Regions from separate parts of the Homo sapiens genome. Here region 2 is linked to region 1. Evidence: chromatin loops called from intact Hi-C (ENCODE). Cell type or tissue: PC-9. All regions are shown on one strand. Each heading gives the region's core, and the rest is flanking DNA. Links, peaks and the distances in the headings are about the cores only.

Evidence for each region. A loop is a pair of places that touch in the nucleus more often than their neighbours do. Peaks named below come from ENCODE experiments on the same cell type or tissue, not always from the same donor. Only the 100,000 strongest peaks of a DNase experiment are listed, where the experiment ranks them.
Region 2: a loop joins it to region 1, with 5 times the contacts of the local background. A loop is called at or near these places in 1 of 110 quality-filtered maps.

What each region holds. Positions count from the first base shown.
Region 1 is chr11:19,025,514-19,030,896 of GRCh38, reverse strand. It overlaps the pseudogene MRGPRX9P. Among named protein-coding and RNA genes, the nearest start is that of MRGPRX2, 33 kb to the left of the region's middle. In PC-9, for the core only: no CTCF peak of the experiment used is centred there; DNase peaks (open chromatin) are centred at 2,486 and 2,856; H3K27ac peaks cover 807 bases; H3K27me3 peaks cover 1,861 bases.
Region 2 is chr11:18,955,502-18,960,884 of GRCh38, reverse strand. It overlaps the pseudogene MRGPRX11P. Among named protein-coding and RNA genes, the nearest start is that of MRGPRX1, 19 kb to the right of the region's middle. RefSeq lists enhancers at 1,885-2,434, 4,504-5,004. In PC-9, for the core only: no CTCF peak of the experiment used is centred there; DNase peaks (open chromatin) are centred at 2,174 and 2,494; H3K4me3 peaks cover 491 bases; H3K27ac peaks cover 1,702 bases.

The DNA of each region.
Region 1 (5,383 bases), core at 211-5,210:
AGTTTAACATAATAACTAATAAAAGAACAACTGAAGCAAGTTGTTGGTTCTGGAGACTAGAATTCAATAAGACTTTCACCTTGTGAGTGAATTAACAGCATTTGCAGTGACCTGAATGAGACTATTATCCTAAGTGAAGTAACTCAGGAATGGAAAACCAAACATTGTATGTTCTCACTGATATGTGGGAGCTAAGCTATGAGGATGCCAAGGCATAAGAATGATACAATAGACTTTGGGGACTTGCGGGGAAGAGTTGGGGGGGCGAGGGATAAAAGACAACAAATATGGTGCAGTGTATACTGCTTGGGTGATGGGTGCACCAGGATCTCACAAATCACCATTAAAGAACTTACTAATGTAACCAAATACCACCTGTATCCGAATAACTTATGGAAAGATAAACCAAAAGACTTTCACCTTTTGACACACATCTGTGTCAATTGGAAAGAAAATGAAAACTAGCATAGAGAGACTTCCTCTTTCCTGCTGCCAGATTTTAGATTCCCTGCTGAAACTCATCAGCTCCTTCCACCCCATCTCCATCTCCATCCCCTACTTCTGTATCACTATGATAACTTATTTTTACATTACGAGTCTAGGCATGCTCAGTGCCATTAGCACCAAGCACTGCAGTCCGTACTGTGGTGCATCTGGTATACTGTTACCACCACCTGAGACAGAAGTCAGCTGTCATATGTGGCATCTTGGTCCTGTCCCTGCTGCTGAGCATCCTTGAAAGGAACTACTGTAGCTTCTTTTGGGGTACTCTAATTTTGCTTGGTTTCTGGCACTTTATTTCATTACCATGTGTTCTCTCTGGGTCCAGCCTGTCCCTACTGGTCAGACTCCTGTGTGGCTGCAGGTGCTGCAGCTGACCAGGCTCTTATGTGACAACCTGCTTCTGGTCCTAGTCTTCCACTTCTGCAGCCTACCTGCTGGTGTTCAATTGTTTCTTGGGTTGTGGGTTCAAATTGACTACAATTCATTCTTTTGTCTTGATTGCATTGTGTTTATCTTGACTTGCTAGCAGCTGCACCAACCCTATTATTTGCTTTCTTTGTTGGCTCCTTTAGGTAGTATCAATATGGGAAGATCCTCAAGCTGGTTCTCCAGAGGGCTCTGCAGGACACTGCTGAAGTATATGAAGGTGGAGGCAGACTTGTTCAGGAAACCCTGAAGCTGTCGGGAAGCAGACTGAGGCAGTGAGGAAAAGCCTCTGCCTTGGTCAGTCAGATGTGACTTTGACAGTAAACACTGCCCTGCCAGACTTGACAATTACCTGCTCTTCTCTCAGCCTCATGCCGCCAAAGTGCCTCAGTTATTCTTCAATGTCTTCAAATAGATATATTTAATGTGGCTTTTCTAGTTTTTCTCAGAGAAATCATTAGTCCCAAAGTAGAATATCTCTATGATACGAATAAATTTCTTATATTATCTCCTCTGGATCTTTTACTTTTTTCAATCTACTTAAATTTTAATTATTTTGGCTACATAAGAGTTGTACATATAATGGGGCATATGTGATATTTTAATATAAACATACAATGTATTATGATCAAATGGGGTAATTGAGGTATCTACCTCAAGCATCTAACTTTTTGTGTTAGGGACATTCCAATTCCACTCCATTATTTTGAAAAATACAATAAAATTTTGTTAACTATAGTCACCCTATTGTACTACCAAACACTAGATCTTATTCCTTCTAACCATATATTTATACCCATTAGCCAACCCCTCTTCATCCACCACTTCCCACTACCCCTCCCAGCCTCTGGTAATCATCATTCTACTCCCTCTGCCTCCCCGCTGCCCCCTGCCGCCAATGATAGCATGCTCATGTCCCAGATGGATCCCCACTTCACATTGGCCCTGTGAGGCATGCAGCCCTCTTCTCTCTGGGATCTGGAAGTAATAAATGACCTCTGTTATTGTAGGTGTTTTGTTGAGTTACCTCCTCTGTCTTACCTGACCAATACACTTGAACCTAACTCCTTTCCTGGTCAGGGCTGTCCTAGAGAGTGGCTATCTTGGCTGAGAGCGGTGGCTCACACCTGTAATCCCAGCACTGTGGGAGGCCGAGGCAGGTGGATTACCTGAGGTCAGGAGTTCAAGACCAGCCTGGCCAACATGGTGAAACCCCATTTCTACTAAAAATACAAAAATTAGCTGGGCATGGTAGCACACGCCTGTAATCCCAGCTACTTGGGAGGCCGAGGCAGAAGAATTGCTTGAGCCTGGGAGGCGGAGGTTGCAGTGAGCCAAGATTATGCCACCGCACTCCAGCCTGGCCAACAGAGCAAGACTCTGTCTCAAAAAAAGAAAAAAAAAAAAGAGAGAGAGTGACTATCTTGGAAAAAGTAAACTGGACACAGATAATACAAAAGCCACAAGGGTGTCTGCCAGTATAAACAAGTTTCCTGTGCGAGGAATACCTGGTTGTGGGTCAGACACTTAGTCATTAGGCCATCTGCCAGGATAAAGAAGCATTACTTGAAAGGCACACTGTAAACAGCCATGACCACAGTCCCTGAGTCACATCAGGGCAGGACTAGAGTTCATTACCACTCTCTTCAGAGAGAGATTTCAAGGCCAGGCTAAAAAGAAAAAAAACACAATATCAGTTTTCTGACTCCAGATTTGATATTCTTCCAGGTTCAGTACTCTGTTGACTCTGTATCCTATACATACACCCTTGACTTCCAAATGCTGTCGTAGGTCTTGGCTATAGGTGAGGGCTTCCTACAGGAGGGAAGAAGTAGGAAGACAGTGTTTGTAGCCCATGCAGTAGGCATGGTGCCTTGATGTGATGTCACCAGTTCAGACTAAGAATTATTATGAGTCAGCCCTGGGAATCTACCATCAATTGTACAGCTGTGGCTGAAGATGTTGTCCATCATAAAGAATCCTGTAATGCAAGGCCAAAATGAGAGAGGGAGAGATGACTCATTTTATTTTAAATACAACATTTTTCTCCTACCATAAAAATTCAACTCTTAATCTTTTTATACCCTGATGTAGATGATGTCTTGAGAGTTGGGTAACCAATTTTAAAATAAGAATTTTAAAAAGAATTTTTAAGGTAAGAATTTTAAAATAAATTAGCAACTTTATTTTAAAATTGTACATGTCATACAGCACTGCTTTTGAAATATATTTTTGATAGTATCTTCACATTAGATAAAATGGGATTGTTAACTTCCAGTTATCAAAACTGGATTAACTTCCACTATCTTCTTATTTAGATGAAATTGGATTGTTAACTTCCATTATTCTGATGGGCAGAATAATGCCCATCAATTTCAAAATCTTTGAAGAGCCACAGAGAGAAGCAATGCAAGGTTGGAGCATCTGTTGTATCTGTAGTTTTATTTATTCATTTTTAAAGAGAAATTGGTGACAAATATGACACATTTTTAATATATGCTTAATAATTTGCAGGGTGGGTATGTGAACGTTTATATTTTCTGTCCTAAGTAGCCAGTTTATAGACTTCTCCAGCATCACCCTGTCCTCATTCGTGATGACTCCAATGTCCTTGTAGATGGCAATCCAACATCCTAAGCTTTCCATCTCCTAAACACCTCCTTCCTTTAATCTTGTCACCTACCCCATTCTAACCATCCAGGCTTAGATCTTGTCATAACCCCCAATGGCATCACCTCCACAATCTCAGTTTCAAAATCGCACTGCCTTCCCCTCAACTCTAATCTGTACAACTTATTTTCCCGAATGCCTCAACTCTTGCACACCATCTCAGCCTCCAGTATCTTCACCCAACATGACTCATTGACCTTGGCTTCCCCACTGTCACCATTGCTAACTTTAGATTTCACACCCCATTTTTGTAATCACTACCTTGCACATACCCTCCACCTCCTTGCCACACTTTCCTCTGCCAACTTGCCAGACAAAACTCCATCTGGTTGAATTCATCTTTCACTCACTCTATGCTTGTTCCTAGAGAGCTGAGTGTGACTAGTGTGTGGTTAACTTCCTTACATCTCACAAGGGGTGACAATTTATCCAACTGTTAACACAGATAAATGTTAAACAGAGTAATAAAATTTACTGTTCAAAGCTATATTCATAACTAATGAAAGATTTAACAACAAAAACTAACAAGTTGTTGCTTCTAGAGAACAGGATTTAGGAAGACTTTGACCTTGTATTTGATACACTTCTGATATGGATTGGGTGTGTGTCCCTGCTCAAATCTCATGTCAAATTGTAATCCCCAGTGTTGGAGGTGGGACCTGGTGGCTAGTGATTAGATCATGGGAGCAGATTTTCCCTTTGGAGCTGTTCTCTTGATAGTGAGCAAGTTATCACAAGATCTGGTTATTTAAAAGTGTGTAGCACCTAGCCCTCCTCTCTTCCTCCTGCTCCGGCCATGAAAGAAGTGCCCGCTTCACCTTCCACCATTATTGAAAATGTCCTGAAGCTTCCTCAGTCATGCTTCCTGTACAGCCTGAGGAACCATAAACCAATTAAACCTCTTTTCTTTATAAATTACCTCCCTCAGGTAGTTATTTATAGCAGTGCAGGAATGAATTAATACAATTTCTGTGCTCTGGAAAGACAGAGTAAACATGGACACGTTACTACTTTGATAAAGAAAAAGGGTGGGACAGGCCACAGAGGGCCTTGAGTGACAAATGAGGAGGGTGTGCTTTATTCTTAGTTATAAACTCTCCCAGCACAGGCTCACATTGCTTGGCATTGCTGGTCATGCACACAGTTAGCAGCAAAAGACTCCAAAACAACCATCATTTACAGCAACAGGAATTGGATGCAGGCAGGGATTGGCAGAAGTTCAAAGACAAGAATAGAGTGAGACTAAATGGTGAGACACATCTCGTGAGAGGTCATGACTCAAACGACTCTGCACTCTCATTTGCCAGCAGATCCCTGCACAGGAAATCACAGGGCTGTCCAGTACTTTGATAAGCACCAGGCTTCCCTTCAACTACTGCAGGCACCTCCGTAGGTCAGAGAAGTGCCCTCTAGCAACTGTCAATTGCAGTTTGTCACTGTCTTGAACACAGATCAGCCTGCCACCTCCAGCAAGGAGAATAAAGGAGATGTTAGAATTTATTGAGCTTATTTCCAAAGCCATTATTATGTTTTTCCTCTTAGTGAACATTCACATAACTCTACCTTGGCATGGCATATTCAGGGAGCAATAGGGGCTCCAGTAGGAAAAGACAGGAGACATGACGCTCACTCCTGGCAACTTTGGGAGCTGGCAGGCTTGACAGTGGGAGAGCTGAATGCTCAAAAACAGGACTGTGCCCCCTTATTGCACACTCTCACCATTCTCTTCATCAAACCACACTAATTTGCTGTCATGGTGATGAATCTGATGTTTTCCTTAATT
Region 2 (5,383 bases), core at 219-5,218, 70 kb after region 1:
AGAGCACCAGCAGGCAGGTGGAGAAGCCTTGCATGGCCAACACACAGCCACACAGCCTGATAAGATTTGGATCTGTGTCCCCACCCAAATCTCATATTGATTGTAACTCCCAATATTGGAGGGAGGGCCTGGTGGGAGCTGATTAGATTTTGGGGACAGTTTCACATGAATGGTATAAACACCATCCCCCTTTGGTATCGCTGTAGTGATAGTGAGTGAGTTCTCATGAAATCTAGTTGTTTAAAAGTGTGTAGTGCCTCCCTCTCTCTCTGTATTTCTCTTGCTCTCACCGTGTGAGATGCCTCTCTCTCCCTTGGCCTTTCACCATGATTGGAAGCTTCCTGTGGCCTCCCCAGAAGCAGAAGCTGCTATGCTTCCTGCATAGCCTATACAGCAATGAGCCAATTAAACCTAGTTTCTTCATAAACTTGCCAGTCTCAGGTATTTCTTTATAGCAATGTGAGAATGAACTAATACCCAGGCAGAGAGCCAGGAGATGGAAATCTGAAGTTGCTCTCCTGCTGTCCTCCAGTCTCCTGCTGGTGTGGCGCAGTGTCACAATTCCACCAGAAGCTAGAATTAAAATGAATCCCACTGATGTGGGACATAAAAGCCACTCTCTTAGGATGTCAAACAGGATAGAGAAGAATGGAAAGCAAAACCTCATAGCAAATGAGACTATCACTCTCACCTTCTTCTATCCTCCTAATTACTGGGCATTCTCTGTCTAAAGGTGATTGATTTCTTTCTCATTTCAGCTCTATCAGACCACTTCAATGTTTGGCATATCTTTCTCTACTGTCACTTCTATGCAGAAATGTTTGCATTCATCAAAAATGCATAGAAAATAAAATGTAATCTAAAAAAGAGAGAACATATTTCTTTGGTTTAGAATATAATTTTGGTGGCTGTAATAAAGAATGAAGTAGAAATATCTTTAAAAAGAAGGTATAGTTGTGCCTCTAGGTCTCTAGATTCTGAATCTGCAGAGTCAACAAATCACAGGTGGAAACTATTTTAAAAATAAGGGTATGGCAGACGTGTGTATGTAGTGAACAGGTAGAAACTTGTTTTTCCTTGTCATTACTTCCAAAAAAAAGTATAGTAAAACAAGAATTAACATGGCAGTTGTATTTTGTCAGTTATTCTAAATAACTTAGAAATGATTTAATGTATCTGGGAGAAAGAGCATAGGGTGTGCACAAATATCGCATCTTTTTATGTAAGGAAATTGAGCATCTGCATATTTTGGTGTGTGCTGGGGTTCCGGAGCAAGAACCAGGGAATGCCCAGAGATGACTATCTGTGAGATCTGAGCTGGAAACTCCAAGACATCATATATCAGAATTCCAAAACTGCAACTCCCCAGTCCCCAGGGAGCTTCCCTCATCCTTGTGATCCTACATGGTTCACAGCCACATCAGCATTCCAGCGTGATGGAAAAGGATGAAGAAAAGGAGGTGCTTTGCTCTTTTGATTGATTCTATGAGCCAGGACTTGCTTACTTCACTTTTGTGCACCTTTCACTGAACAGCACCTGGTCATACAATGGCACCCAGCATCAAGGAAAACTGGAATGTGGGTCCTTGTGCTGCCTTTAGACTCGGTCGTGACCAAAGAGGAAAATCAACATTGGAGCAACCTAGCAGTTCCTTCAGCCCCTCACTGTCTCTGATTCTGTGCTCACATCAAGATTTTTTTCAGGAGCTCCTCTGAAATAATGAATGATGGGGCAGAGAACAGTACAGAAGTTTCATGCAGGGCTCCAGGGACCAGGGGCGGGTACTGGACCTACTCTTCTTGTTGTGATCACAGGAAAACACTTTACTAGTCTAGGCCACAGCTTCATCTTATGTTATATGAGGATAATACCACAGATGGTCTTTAAGGAACACAGGCTAAATGTTGGTGATACCACAGTGAAAAAGACAGGCACGACTTACTCCTTAATGGAGCTTCAAGTTTCATAAGGAAGACAAACATATCAAACCATAAATATAGATGGACAAAGTGTTTAGTGCCCTGAGTGTGGATAACAGAGGCTCTCCTTTTCCTCTCATTTCCTTTTCGGGTCAATCAGGGTGGTGGCAGCTTGTCTCTCTAAGAGAGCTCATGATGGATGCATTCACTCCTGATGCTCCTCTGTATTCCTAGAGGAGGGTGTGTCTCCTTTCCACCTGAAGAGTTCCTGCCCATGTGCATTCTTGGGATTCCAGAGCAAAGGTGGCCTCTGATAGGCAAAAAGGAACTCCTGAATTCATTCCTAAATGCCTTCACTCTCCTCTATATTGTTCCCTATTTGATTTGCTTCTCATTCTCTATCTGAAATTTGTTTAGGTTAGTTTTTTTTTTTCAACCCACAATTTTGCCTGCCAACTTGGATTTAATCTTAAGAATCACTCCTCTGCTTTACCCCCTCTAACATGTATAATCAACACAGAGTGGCACTGGGTGTAAAGGGCTGCTCCAAGACTGGATCATGAGTCAGCCCTGCTGGCCTCAAATCATACTATATAAGTCCCAGAACAAATAATTCACTCTTTTTGTGTACCAATGTATTATTGTCCATATGGGAATAACACTCATTCTTACCTGCTAGGCTCTTCAGATAATGAAAAGAGACAATATCTTAAACACTCTCAATCAGCTGCTGTTATTCTCCCAGATTAGACCCAGTCCTCATTCTCCAGTTGAAATCTGCATGAATATCTCTCTTTATACTCCAAGCCCTACATATCTCCTATTTCCCCTCATGGACTCCTCTCACACAAATGTTTACATCAACAAAGAAACAAACCAAAGATCTCCTGAAAGAGAGAATGAAACAGGTTTACATTGTGTATACCCAGCAGAACACTTAGTAGTCCCCCCATACATATTCCCACACTTCAGTTACCTGCTTCAGTGGCACTCAGACCTCACCCTCACTTACTCTTTCCTCTGCTCTATTGCTGAGCATTTCAGCTCAGACCCACAACCTACACAAATATTCTGTACAAAAATGCTTCTAGGTGTTCAGCAAAGCCACACTGAGTCCTCATTTCAAAGGCACATCAGTGGTCAATTTCAGGTTTGGGGCACACATCAGTAATTCTTTTTTAACACAGATAGAGCTGCCACAAATAGAATTCTGATGAATGAAATTTTCTGTACCTAATTAAACATGGGTGTTCTAATGCCTTACATTGTGCTTTAATTTTTATTTTCCATTTCACCCAAATCTACCATTATCATTAAGTTCCTCATGCATGCATTCATTCATTGAATGAATATTTATGAAGAGCACAGTGTGCTGCTCATGGAAATAGGTACTGGGAGTACAAAATGTAAAATGTGGTCCTGTCTGCAATGACTGACACACTGAGTTATTTCTCAACCACCAGGCCCAGCCATTTTCACACTTGTCCTAGTGAAGGTCACATTTTCCTCTGGTTCATAATGCATGGTCTTCTTTCTTGTCCATAGATGACCAGTCCTAGTCACGAGTGTGTCACAACCACTTCTTTGTGTATCTGAATTCCTCCACCTGAGAGAAAATTTCAGGCCCAGGATAAAGCAATGATCAGGTCCACAGCCCTGGCCACTTGAGTGGGGGTGTTTTGACCATAATGTTATTCCCATGTCAGCATAGAACTTGTGTGGCAATAGAGAGAGGTCAGGCTTTAGAGTCAGCAAGAACTGGATTTCAAACTGGATTTCAGGACCCCCACCTTTTGATAGGTAACTTATTCTCTGCACGTCTCTGATATCTCCTCTTAAAATGACGACAGTAAATCCCACGTGGCAGGGTGGTGCAGAGAATCAGAGATGATACAGCTGTTGATCACCTCTGGTTTGTGTTCCCAGGGACACCAGACTAGGGTTCCTGAGCGTGGATCCAACCATCCCAGCCTTGGGTACAGAACTGACACCAATCAATGGACGTGAGGAGACTCCTTGCTACAAGCAAACCCTGAGCCTCACAGGGCTGACGTGCATCGTTTCCCTTGTCGGGATGACAGGAAATGCAGTCGTGCTCTGGCTCCTGGGCTTCCGCATGCGCAGGAACGCCTTCTCCATCTACATCTTCAACCTGTCCATGGCCGACTTCCTCTTTCTCAGAAGCCACATTATACGTTTTCCGTTAAGCCTCATCAATATCCTCCATCCCATCTTCAAAATCCTCAGCCCTGTGATGATGTTTTCCTACCTTGCAAGCCTGAGCTTTCTAAGCGCCATGAGCACCGAGCGCTGCCTGTACGTCCTGTGGCCCATCTGGTAGCGCTGCCGCCCCCGCCCCTACACCTGTCAGCGGTCGTGTGTGTCATGCTCTGGGCCCTGTCTCTGCTGCGGAGCGTCCTGGAGTGGAGTTTCTGTGACTTCCTGTTTAGTGGTGCTGATTCTGTTTGGTGTTAAACATCAGATTTCATCATAGTAGGGGGGCTGATTTTTTTATGTGTGGCTCTCTGTGGTTCCAGCCTGGTCCTGCTGGTCAGGATCCTTTGTGGGTCCCGGAAGATGCCACTGACCAGGCTGTACGTGACCATCCTGCTCATAGCGCTGGTCTTCCTCCTCTGTGGCCTGCCCTTTGGCATTCGGTTTTTCCTATTTTCATGGAACCACGTGGATTTGGAAGTCTTATATTGTCACGTTCATCTAGTTTCCATTTTCCTTTCCTCTCTTAACGGCCAACCCCAACATTTACTTCTTCGTGGGCTCCTTTAGGCAGTGTCAAAATAGGCAGAACCTGAAGCTGGTTCTCCAGAGGGCTCTGCAGGACACGACTGAGGTGAATGAAGGTGGACGATGGCTTCCTGAGGAAACCCTGGAGCTGTCAGGAAGCAGATTTGGGCAGTGAGGAAGAGCCTCTGTCCTGTCAGATGGGACTTTGAGAGCAACACTGCCCTGCCATCCTTGACAATTGCATGTGTTTTTCTTAGCGTTGCACCTCAGGAATGTCTCAGTGGTTCCTCAGGGTCTTCAAATGGATTTTTATCTATCCTGACGGTTGCAGTTGTCAACCATAGAAAGCATTAGTCTGATAATACAATGTTTAGATTCTCCTTGATATTGCCAATCTATTTTTCCTGTTATCTTACATTGAATCTTTCTTGCTGAACACTTTTTCTGCAATTACCTGGTATTGAAAGGAATTCCTGTCCAAAACCTTAAAACTCTTCTTTATACTTTTTTCCTACCTGATTATATCAAAAGGGAGGATTCCTTATTAATCTCTCAGACTATGTTCCCCTGAAAATCATGTTCCCTTCAATGACTGGAGGCATTACCACAGTTGGAAGCTCGATTCTGAATAAATGAGTTCTGCTATCTCTATGTTCCATTGTATTTTCAGATATAGAGCAAAATAATGTACTTAGAGACAAACTCTCTCTTCATAAAAACA